Linked DNA regions of Homo sapiens: region 2 is linked to region 1. A link is a loop called in an ENCODE intact Hi-C map of the cell type or tissue named here. Cell type or tissue: OCI-LY7. All regions are shown on one strand.

What was found. Peaks named below come from ENCODE experiments on the same cell type or tissue, not always from the same donor. Only the 100,000 strongest peaks of a DNase experiment are listed, where the experiment ranks them.
Region 2: it touches region 1 in a loop (2.6-fold over the local background); 1 of 110 quality-filtered maps calls a loop at or near these places.

The regions. Positions count from the first base shown.
Region 1 is chr7:98,638,133-98,643,132 of GRCh38, reverse strand. No RefSeq gene overlaps it. Among named protein-coding and RNA genes, the nearest start is that of NPTX2, 23 kb to the right of the region's middle. In OCI-LY7, CTCF peaks have their summits at 2,335 and 2,537; DNase peaks (open chromatin) are centred at 852, 1,322, 2,582 and 3,352; H3K4me3 peaks cover 2,888 bases; H3K27ac peaks cover 3,875 bases.
Region 2 is chr7:98,743,064-98,748,063 of GRCh38, reverse strand. No RefSeq gene overlaps it. Among named protein-coding and RNA genes, the nearest start is that of TMEM130, 120 kb to the left of the region's middle. In OCI-LY7, a CTCF peak has its summit at 2,142 (motif pointing right); a DNase peak (open chromatin) is centred at 2,143.

The DNA of each region.
Region 1 (5,000 bases):
GTGTTGCCCAGGCTGGTCTGGACCTCCTAAGCTCAAGCGATCCTCTCACCTCAGCCTCCTAAAGTGTTGGGATTACAGGCGTGAGCTACCACGCACTGCCGTGAGCAACCCTTTGGAGAGGCCCACGTTGTGAGGAACTGAGGCCTCCTGCCAACAGCCATGCGCAGAAGCCATCATGGAAAGGGCTCCTCCCACCCAGTCCAGTCTTCAGGACTGCAGCCCTGGCCAACTATTTTTTTTTTTTTTTTTTTTGAAGTGGAGTCTCACTCTGTCACTCAGCCTGGAGTGCAGTGGCACAATCTTGGCTCACCGCATCCTCTGCCTCCCAGGTTCAAGCAATTCTCATGCCTCAGCCTCCCGGGTATCTGGGACTACAGGCATGCCCCACCATGCCTAGTTTATTTTTGTATTTTTTTTTTTTTTTTTAGAGATGGGTTTTCACCATGTTGGCCAGGCTGGTCTCAAACTCCTGACCTCAAATGATCCACCTGCCTCGGTCTCCCAAAGTGCTGGGATTACAGGCATGAGCCAATGCTCCTGGTCCTGGCCAACATTTTGATTGTGACTTTATGAAAGACCCCTGAGCCAGAACTACCCAGCAAGGCCACTCCTGGACTCCTGACCCACAGAAACAGTGAGATATTAAACATTTGTTGTCTTCAGCTGGTAAGTTTTGGAGTCATTCGTTACGTAGCAACCAATAGCTAATACAGTCAGCTCCTTCAGTCCTCAGGAGAAGTCTCTGCTGTGTAAGACTATTGTTCTCCCTGGTCCAAGCAGAAAACAGCAGCTCACAATCACCCAAAGAGGAAGTTGTGCAGAGAAATGCAAACTTGAGGGTTTGCATCTGTTGGAGCTGGTGCCACATCAGACCTCTGGGCTTTCCATCCGTCGGCAACCATACCGCCCTACTCAGCAAGCGTGACCTAAGCTTGGAAGGCTTAACTCCTCAAAATAAGCCCACAAGGGTTCATCGCCCTGATTTCACAGATGAGCAAACACGTCAGACCACCACGACTCACTCAGGGTCGCACAGCTGGTGAGGAGGGGCGCCCTGCGGGAATTCAGTCACCTGGGTTTATTGGAGGCTGGTGCCCTGCTGTGCAGGAGTGGCACCTCTTCAGGGCAGGGAGGAATGCTGAGGTGTCTGCCCAAGGCTGGTCTTTGTGGTCTCAGGCTGTCCCCCAACTCCAGGGCTGCTGGGCCTGGTGAAAACCTGAAGATTCCCCTTCCACTTCCCCAAACCCTCAGCTGGCACAGAGCCTACAGCCTGGGGTGATGAGATGTGGTCACCTGCAGGACCGGGGTTTTAAGAAGCAGCTGTTTCCTGTGGTCTTGACTTTTAAAGAGGTTTCAAGTCCAACTTGGACCCTCAGCTCTGGGGATGCCTGTAACCATGGCAGCGGCTCACAACAGCAACAACAAATATTTGCTGAAAGAGAAAGAGCAGGGAGGGAGGGAGACAGCGAGGGAAGCAGGAGCATGGCTCACCCCTGGGCACCTGCAGATGGCTGGGGGGCTATCCCTAGGTTCCCAGGGGGCACTCAGATGCCTCCAGTAACAACTTTTCTACTATCCTGTGCCTGGGTGGAGAGTTTGTCTGTGGGGGTGTTGGGAGGTCCCATGCCCCGTCTTAAGCACTGTTTCCCCCAGGTCTCTGCATAAAATATGTCCCCAGGACATCATGTCCAGGACCAGACCTCAGGTGGGCCTCCCTTGACCTAATTATTCATGTGAACTTAGACAAGTCCTTTCTTTTACCAGAGCCTCAGTTTCCTCATCTGCGAAAGGGGAATAGCAAACTGGCCTGTGTTTTCAGAGGTGTGTGGCTAAAGTGAATTCCAGGCCAGGCACAGTGGCTCACAGCTGTAATCTCAGCGCACTGGGAGGCTGAGGCCGGAGGATCGCTTGAGGCTAGGAGTTTGAAGCAAGCCTGGGCAGCAAAGTGAGACACTGTCTCTATAAAAAATAAAAATAAATAATTTTTTTTTAAGAGGGAGTCTCACTCTGTCACCAAGGCTGGAGTGCAGTGGTGCAATCTTGACTCACTGCAACCTTCACCTCCTGGGTTCCAGTGATCCTCCTGCCTCCGCCTCCTGAGTAGCTGGGATTACAGGTGTGCACCACCAAGCCTGACTAATTTTTGTATTTTTAATAGAGATGGGGTTTCACCATGCTGGCCAGGCTGGTCTTGAACTCCTGGCCTCAGGTGATCCACTTGTCTCGGCCTCCTAGAGTGCTGGGATTACAGGTGTGAGCCACAGTGTCTGGCCAAAATAAATAAAAATTTAAAAACTGAAATGAATTCCAGCCGTCACCATCTAGAGCATCCTGTTGAAGGATTGTTGTAAAGATCCCATCACTGGCTTCCAGGACAGAGTGATGTCGTGAGCTCCAGGCCACATTCCAGATAGCCCAGAGAGGGAAAGTGGCTTGCCCTGGGCCACACAGCAAGGGCAACGAGACCCAGAACTTAGCTACCTCATCCTGCTGCCTTCTCAGGCCATGAGGGCGCCCCCTGCTCGGCTGTCACCAGCTGTGTGGTTGTGATGGATGGCTGAGCCAGGCTTCCCTGCGGATGTGCTCAGGGCTTAGCTACTATCTGGGTCAGGGCCCTGGGTGAGCCATGTGCATGGACAGTGTCTGCTGAGCAAGTTTCCGCAGAGAGAAGACGGAAATAGAACCCCGTAGGCCTAAGCTGCCAGGAAGGGACCCTGGGTTCTCCCAGTGGGGCGGTCCCTATCACCACAGGTTTGCAGGTTAACTGGTCCACATACAGACTTTGATGTATACATAGGCCAAATGCTGCATTTATATTTAAATTACATCTCAGGGGTAAAAAATAGACTACATCCTATTATTAAGAGAATGAGGTGTGCAGAGCTAGCATGCAGAAATACTACAGAGAGATCCAGGATGGAGCATCCGTTTTTTTCAGAAGTCTGGGGCCTTGGATCCTCACCTCTAAACGGGGGTGGTGTCCATGCTCCACATTCCCCCCAGCTGGGAGTGAGTCTGAATATTCTCGAGACTCTGGCCTGAAAGTCTCCTGGGAGGCATCTCCACCTGCCTCTTCTCAGCTGAAAGCTCATATACATTTATTTTTTTCATTTCCCTGTTTTTGCACTGGACATACCTAAAATAGAACGGGAGGTAGGGCTGTGAGGAGCAGTCCCCAGGCACAGACTCTTCTTGGAGGTCCCCAAGGAATGGTCCAGGCTCCAGGAGCAGGAAGCTGTTTGGTGAGGCTTCAAATTTACCCTCCACATCCATGCCATAAAGAGACCTGCAACAAAGTGGCCCTTTCCACTGCAGAATTAAACCGAGAGCCCACTAGGGGTGGGATGCCCTCCTCATCTATGCCACATCTGGATTCCTCAGCTCTACTAGAGGCCCCTGCTTCTAACGAGCAGCTTGGGGACCAGCTGAAGGGCTGCCCTGGGGAAAATGAACACTGTCTGCAGCAATTGAGCTGGTCCTGCACTTCAGGGTTGCTTGCCTAAGGAGAAGATGCTAGGCATGGCCATCTCCTGGGACCTCCCTACCACACAAGGCCATCTCAGAACAGGCAGGAGATCCGGGGCCTATAGAGCATGCACCCTGAGGAAGGACATCAGAGAGTTCCTCCACTCGAGCCCATCACCCTTTGGGGCAGACAGCTTGCTCAGTCATTCCACTGTCCCTGGACAGATGTGCAGATGTGGAGTGAAAGATGGCAGACAGACCACACTCAGTCGAGGACTTATCCCCAGACTGGAAGCCACTGAACACTTGCTGGGATAAGCCTCCTGGAAGCCTCTATCAGGTCCCTGGGGCAGGTGGCAGCTGGCAGGCCTCCTCCCTGGTAGGGCTGTGTGGCCTCAGCCAGACCTTCCTTGCCTGCTGGCTGGGGCCTCAGCCCCCACCAGCCAGCTGACCTCAGCCACCTACCACCTGAGAGAGGAACTCTCTCAGCCTATCTCTGCCCCATCCAGCTGTAACCCTGACCCAAGCCTTGATCAAAGGCCAACACACATCTTGACAAAGACATCATTATTGATTTGCCCAAAACCAGTAATCAATAGCCACAATAAATGTAAATGGTCTAAATTCCCCAACTAAAAGGCAGAGTGTGTCAGATTTCAACCCAGCCATTGCACTCCTAGGCACTGGCCCTAGAGAAAATTCTTGCACACTGCATTAGTAGATACGCACCATCCAACAGTCCCTGAGTAGGAGAATGGATAGAGAACCATAATATATGCCGTCAGGAAAGACTAGATAGCAGTGAAAATTATCAGCCTGGAGAAATCTCAAAAACATAATATCAAGAAAAAAAAAGCAAGTCACAGAAGAACTCATAGAGTTTGATCAAGCAATGATATGCGTGGCCAATTCTCTCATCTCCGTCAAGTCTTGGATCAAATGTCATCTTCTCAAAGAGGCCTCCTCCATTGCCCTACCTTAAATTGTGAACCCCCGACAACCACATTTCCATTCCCCCTTTCCCGGAGCACTTGTCATCTTCTAACAAATTATATAATTTACTTACTCATCTGTCTAGTATTTATCATCATTCTCCTTCCTCCAGAATGTTAGATCCACAAGGTGAGGAGTCTTTTTCTTTTTTGTTCATTGATTTCAACAAAGTTCCCAGCAAAGTACCTGGTATAAAATAGGCATTAACTAAATATTTCTTAAACTGAGTCATTGGTACACAAATATTCATTTATGATTATTCTTTCTACTGTGCATATGCATATACTTGGTCTATTGTATCTATGATGTCTCGTAATAAACTATACTTTAAAGATGATAAATAGGTGTGATATTTCTTGCAAGATCTGAGTCTTCAGCTGAGACACAGACTCTCCATGATCTATGCTGCCCTCTTAAGCACAGAAAGCCAGGGTTGACCATATTATTCCCGAAGGGCATGATCGCTTGTGTATGATGATGAGTGACAAGGAAATGTCATCCCGCCCCCCAGCTGTAGTCTTCTGTGATTTATCTCTGCTTGA
Region 2 (5,000 bases), 100 kb before region 1:
CAGCTAGATGGAACATAGGCTGGGGATTGGGCAGAACTGAGTGTGAATTGCAACACTGACCTTGAGATTTGACCTTGGCCTTAGGCAAGTCACTTAACTTCTCTGTTTCCTCATCCGCAAGGCAGTAATAATACGTACCTTGCAGGGAGGTTGTGCAAAGTGAAGGAGATGAGAGAGTGCTCAACCTGGTACAAACCTACAATAAATTGCAGCGATGATGGTAATAACTATAAGTTCCCTGAGTGGCATTGTTCTCTCATTGTTCACCCTCTACCCACCCACTCTAACCCAAATGCAGAACAGCTGCTGCGCAGGTCCCCTTGGGCCCACATCTGCCTTTGACCTAGTATAGGCAGTTGCTAGTTTGTTTTTTCTTTCTCTGAGATTGTCCTTCAGCCTCATCTCTATACCTCAGGGTTAACCTGTTAACCTCAGGTTAACAGGTTAACCCTGCAAGACTTGGGGACAGGCTGTGTGGCTTGCTCCCTTTTTCACAGTAACTCCTCAGGACCCACAACCTTGAAGGAGCCCTGCAGATGCAGCCAGGAAGCCTAGCTTCAAAGGCACAAGGTGTGCACATTTGCCTTTGATTGAGAATGAGTAGTCTGGTGCACCTTTCTTTAATTTAGATAGGAGCCCACAATTTGTCAAGAGACAAATGGATGCGGGGCGTGGGAGGAACACAATTCAATGCTCTTCGGGTTTGGATGGTGAACAGATGTGCAATTCCTGGCTCTTCCAAGCTGTTGTCCGCAGACATGAGAATCACCTGCACACTCTCCACTTTGCACAATGAGAAGGAACAAGGTTGGAATAGACCCAGGGGATGTGCCTACAGGGTGTGGAACCTTCTAAGTCACCTTCAGAAAAGGCTCTGCCTAAAGAGAAGAACCGTATTGCTCAGAGCAAGGCATTGACTTCTGGTTGGATTGTAAGATCCACAGGCTGGCCACCCTGGTGGTCCTCCTGCTCTGCTGATGTGTCCCCATGTAACTGCCCCCTCATCCCAGCAGGTCAGATGATCACAGACACAGCCCCCATCCCAGCTGGCAGCGGATGGGACCCCTGATTACAGGAGACTTTTGGCTGGGGAGAGTCTAAGAGGGGACAGGCTGCAGAGAAAGTGTGAGAGGCACCATCTGCAGCAATGTCCTGGGTCAAAGCCCCTGCCCCAGGGTCCAGTGGGGAGGCTACCTCTCTAGGCTCAAACTAGAACTGCTTTAAGGGAGACAGGGGCCTTGTAGGGGAGACACTTCCATGGTAGAAAGGCCCCAGCCCCTGGCAGGGGAGGCTATGATCCAGGCCTGCACACTGCTATGTCCTGGGATCAACTGTCTCTCATACCTAGATCCATATGTTGAAATTCTAAACCCCAGGACCTCAGAATGTGACTTTGTTTAGAAACGGGGTCTTTACAGAGTTATAAATGAGGCTGGGTGTGGTGGCTCATGCCTATACTTCCAACACTTTGGGAGGCTGAGGTGGGAGGATCGTTGGAGCCCAGGAGTTTGAGACCAGCCTGGGCAACAAAGTGAGACCTGAACTCTACAAAAAAATAAAAATAAAAACATTAGCTGGGGATGGTGGCTCCCCCTTGTAATTCCAGCACTTTGGGAGGCCAAGGTGGGAGGATCACTTGAGTCCAGGAGTTATGGACTAGCCTCAGCAACAAAGAGCGACCCCAACTCTACAAAAAAATCAGAAAAATTAGCTGGGCGCGGTGCCTTCCATTTGTAATTCCAGCACTTTGGGAGGCCAAGGTGGGAGGATCACTTGAGTCCAGGAGATAGAGACTAGCCTGGGCAACATAGTGAGGCCTCATCTCTAAAAAAATAAAATAAAATTAGGCAGGCATGGTAGCACACGCCTGTAGTCCTAGCTACTCGAGAGGCTAAGGCAGGAGGATTGCTTGAGTCTGGGAGGTTGAGGCTGCAGTGAGCTGTGATTGTACCACTGCACTCTGGCCTGGGCAACACAGTGAGACCTTGTCTCAAAAAAACAAAACAAAACAACACAACACAACACAACACAAAACAAAACAAAACAACAAAAAACAAAAAACAAACCAAAAACCTGAGGGTGGTTTTGAGAAACCCCTGAACTTACATAGCTGAGGTCTTGCAGTTTGGCTACCGCTGGATACAAGCCCACACCACCAGGGGGCGCCGTGGTGAGAGAGTGAGCCTGGCTCAGGTGAGAAAGCCTCCTCTTGGAATAAGTGAGTGTTCTTTTCCCAAACAAGAGGGAACAAGCCAGACACCTCATTATTAGCTCATATTCCTTTCCTCTCCTTTTTCTGAGCTGGAGCTAGGAGCCTCTCCACTCTTCCATGGCAGAAGGCTGACAAAAATGCACTGTGAAACCCCGCCGGTGAGAACAGAGCTTCTCCACCTCCGCCATTGTTCTCCTGAACTTCTTTAATTCTTCGTTTTAAAATATTTATGAAAGGAGTGTTTCTAGACCCAAAATGTAGTTTTAGACCTGAATGGTCTAAATGGTAGAATGTGTCACTGTATCGCCAACAGCGATTAGAATTCATGAAGCCCACAGGATGACTCTCCCTGCAGCTGATCCGCCTTTTCAGGGTCATTATTAAGGAACTGGTTTCGGGGAGGGAGGGAGGTCCTGTTTCTCTTTCCTGCATGGCTTGGACTCCTGACAAGGACACACGGACAATTCCCTTTTATTACATCTGAGCCACCTCCAGTTTTCCACAGTTCTGCGATCATTAAAATAACATGGAAGGCCAGGCGTGGTGGCTCACACCTGTCATCCCGGCACTTTGGGAGGCCGAGGATGGCGGATCACCTGACATCAGGAGTTCGAGACCAGCCTGGCCAACATGGCAAAACCCTGCTTCCACTAAAAATACAAAATTAGGCAGGGCATGGTGGCTCACACCTGTCATCCCAGTACCTTGGGAGGCTGAGGCAGGCAGATCACGAGATCAGGAGTTCAAGACCATCCTGGCCAACATGGTGAAACCCCGTCTCTACTAAAAATACAAAAATTAGTTGGGCGCGGTGGCGGGCACCTGTATTCCCAGCTACTCAGGAGGCTGAGGTAGGACAATCACTTGAACCCGGGAGGCAGCGGTTGCAGTGAGCCAAGATTGGGCCACTGCACTCCAGCCTGGGCAACAGAGCAAGACTCCTTCCCAAGAGAAAAAAAATAAGTGATATAGAAGACTAATGATACCCCAAAATCACCACGTAGGAAAATTAGCTTTCTCATTGTTTGAAGACAATCTTCAGAGTGTTTCCTTGTCAGGGCAGAGCAGCCTTAAACCCTCGGTTGGGTTTCCTTTCATCCTGATTCATCTGCCTAATTCTTGGGAGGATTCCACTTTGAAAATGTAATTGACCATAGGCGAAACAAAGGCCATTGATGGCTTTGCGAGAGAGCATGTGTATACGGTATTTGATGGGCTAATTTTACCGTGTTTTAATTACAACCCTGGATAGCATAATAAATTTGTGTTCAATTAGGCTGAAGTCATCAACTGCTGAATACATTATACATTTTGTTAAATCAGCACAACTGATGTTATAAGCTTCACTGTAATATCAAGCAAAGATGCTGTTGTCAGATGAACTTAGCCTCCCAATCCCTATTCAAACATGTATGCATAGACATAGAATTGGTTAAATAAAGAAATAACAACTTTATCATCAATATGAATGTGGACATAAAATCCAAGCATGAAGCGTAGAGCAAAGTCCACAAGAGATCTGTAATGCTCTCTGCCTGCACGGCTGTAAGCTACAGAAATAGGGTGGTCATTCAGGCAAAACTCACTCTCCTGCTGAACAGGAGGAAGCAGAAAGGTTCAGGCTTGATCACCACAACTTTGACCCATAGCTGCAGCAGATATTTTGAATGAAGTGCAGATTAAATATTCTAGCTTTTGGGCAGGGCGCGGTGGCTCACGCCTGTAATCCCAACACGCTGGGAGGCCAAGGCAGGTGGATCACGAGGTCAGGAGATGAAGACCATCCTGGCTAATACGGTGAAACCCCGTCTCTACTAAAAATACAAAAAATTAGCCAGGCATGGTGGTGGGCGCCTGTAGTCCCAGCTACTTGGGAGGCTGAGGCAGGAGAATGGTGTGAACCTGGGAGGTGGAGCTTGCGGTGAGCCGAGATCACGCTGCTGCAGTCCATCCTGGGCGACAGAACAAGACTATCTCAAGAAAAAAAAAAATTCTAGCTTTTTTTTTTTGTTGTTGTTGTTCTAGCTGGAAAAATAAACCAAAATGGTGATTAAGAACTGGAGTGGACATCACTAGTGTTCACCAGTATCCCATTCTCCTCTCCTTCCTAGCACAAGGATGCCACATCCTTGACAGTAGGCCAGTCTGTGCAACTAGATCTGGCCAATGATATATAGTATAAGAAGTGTCATTAAAAACAGCAAAAAACAGACAAAAGAAGTGGCATATGTCCCTTTTGTGCCAAGGCACTGAACAGATGTCTCAATTCTCCAGTCTCTCTTCTTCCCTTGTCTTGATGATTGAGAAGGCTTCCATAAGCCTGGATCCCTGAGTGACTGTGTGGAGGAAAGCATATCCAGCCTTTCCTCCTGGCCCTGTCTGCACATGCTGGATATACACGATGAGCGAGAAAGAAATCATTGTTGTATTAAGTCACTGAGATGTTGGAGTTATTTGTTAATGCACAAAGCTTCTCTTAATGACTAATATAAGAATTAAAAAATCATTGAGGCTGGGCACGATAGGCTCATGCTTGTAATCTCAGCACTTTGGGAAGCTGAGGTGGGAGGATTGCTTGAGCCCAGGAGTTCAAAACTAGCCTGGGCAACATAGTGAGATCCCGTCTCTACAAAAAGTAAAAAAAGAAAATTAGCCAGGTGTGGTGGTACACACCTGTAGTCCCAGCTACTCTGGAGGATGAGGTGAGAGGATCGCTTGAGACCAGGAGGTTGAGGCCACAGTGATCTGTGAGCATGTCACGGCACTAACAGAGTGAGACCTTGTCTAA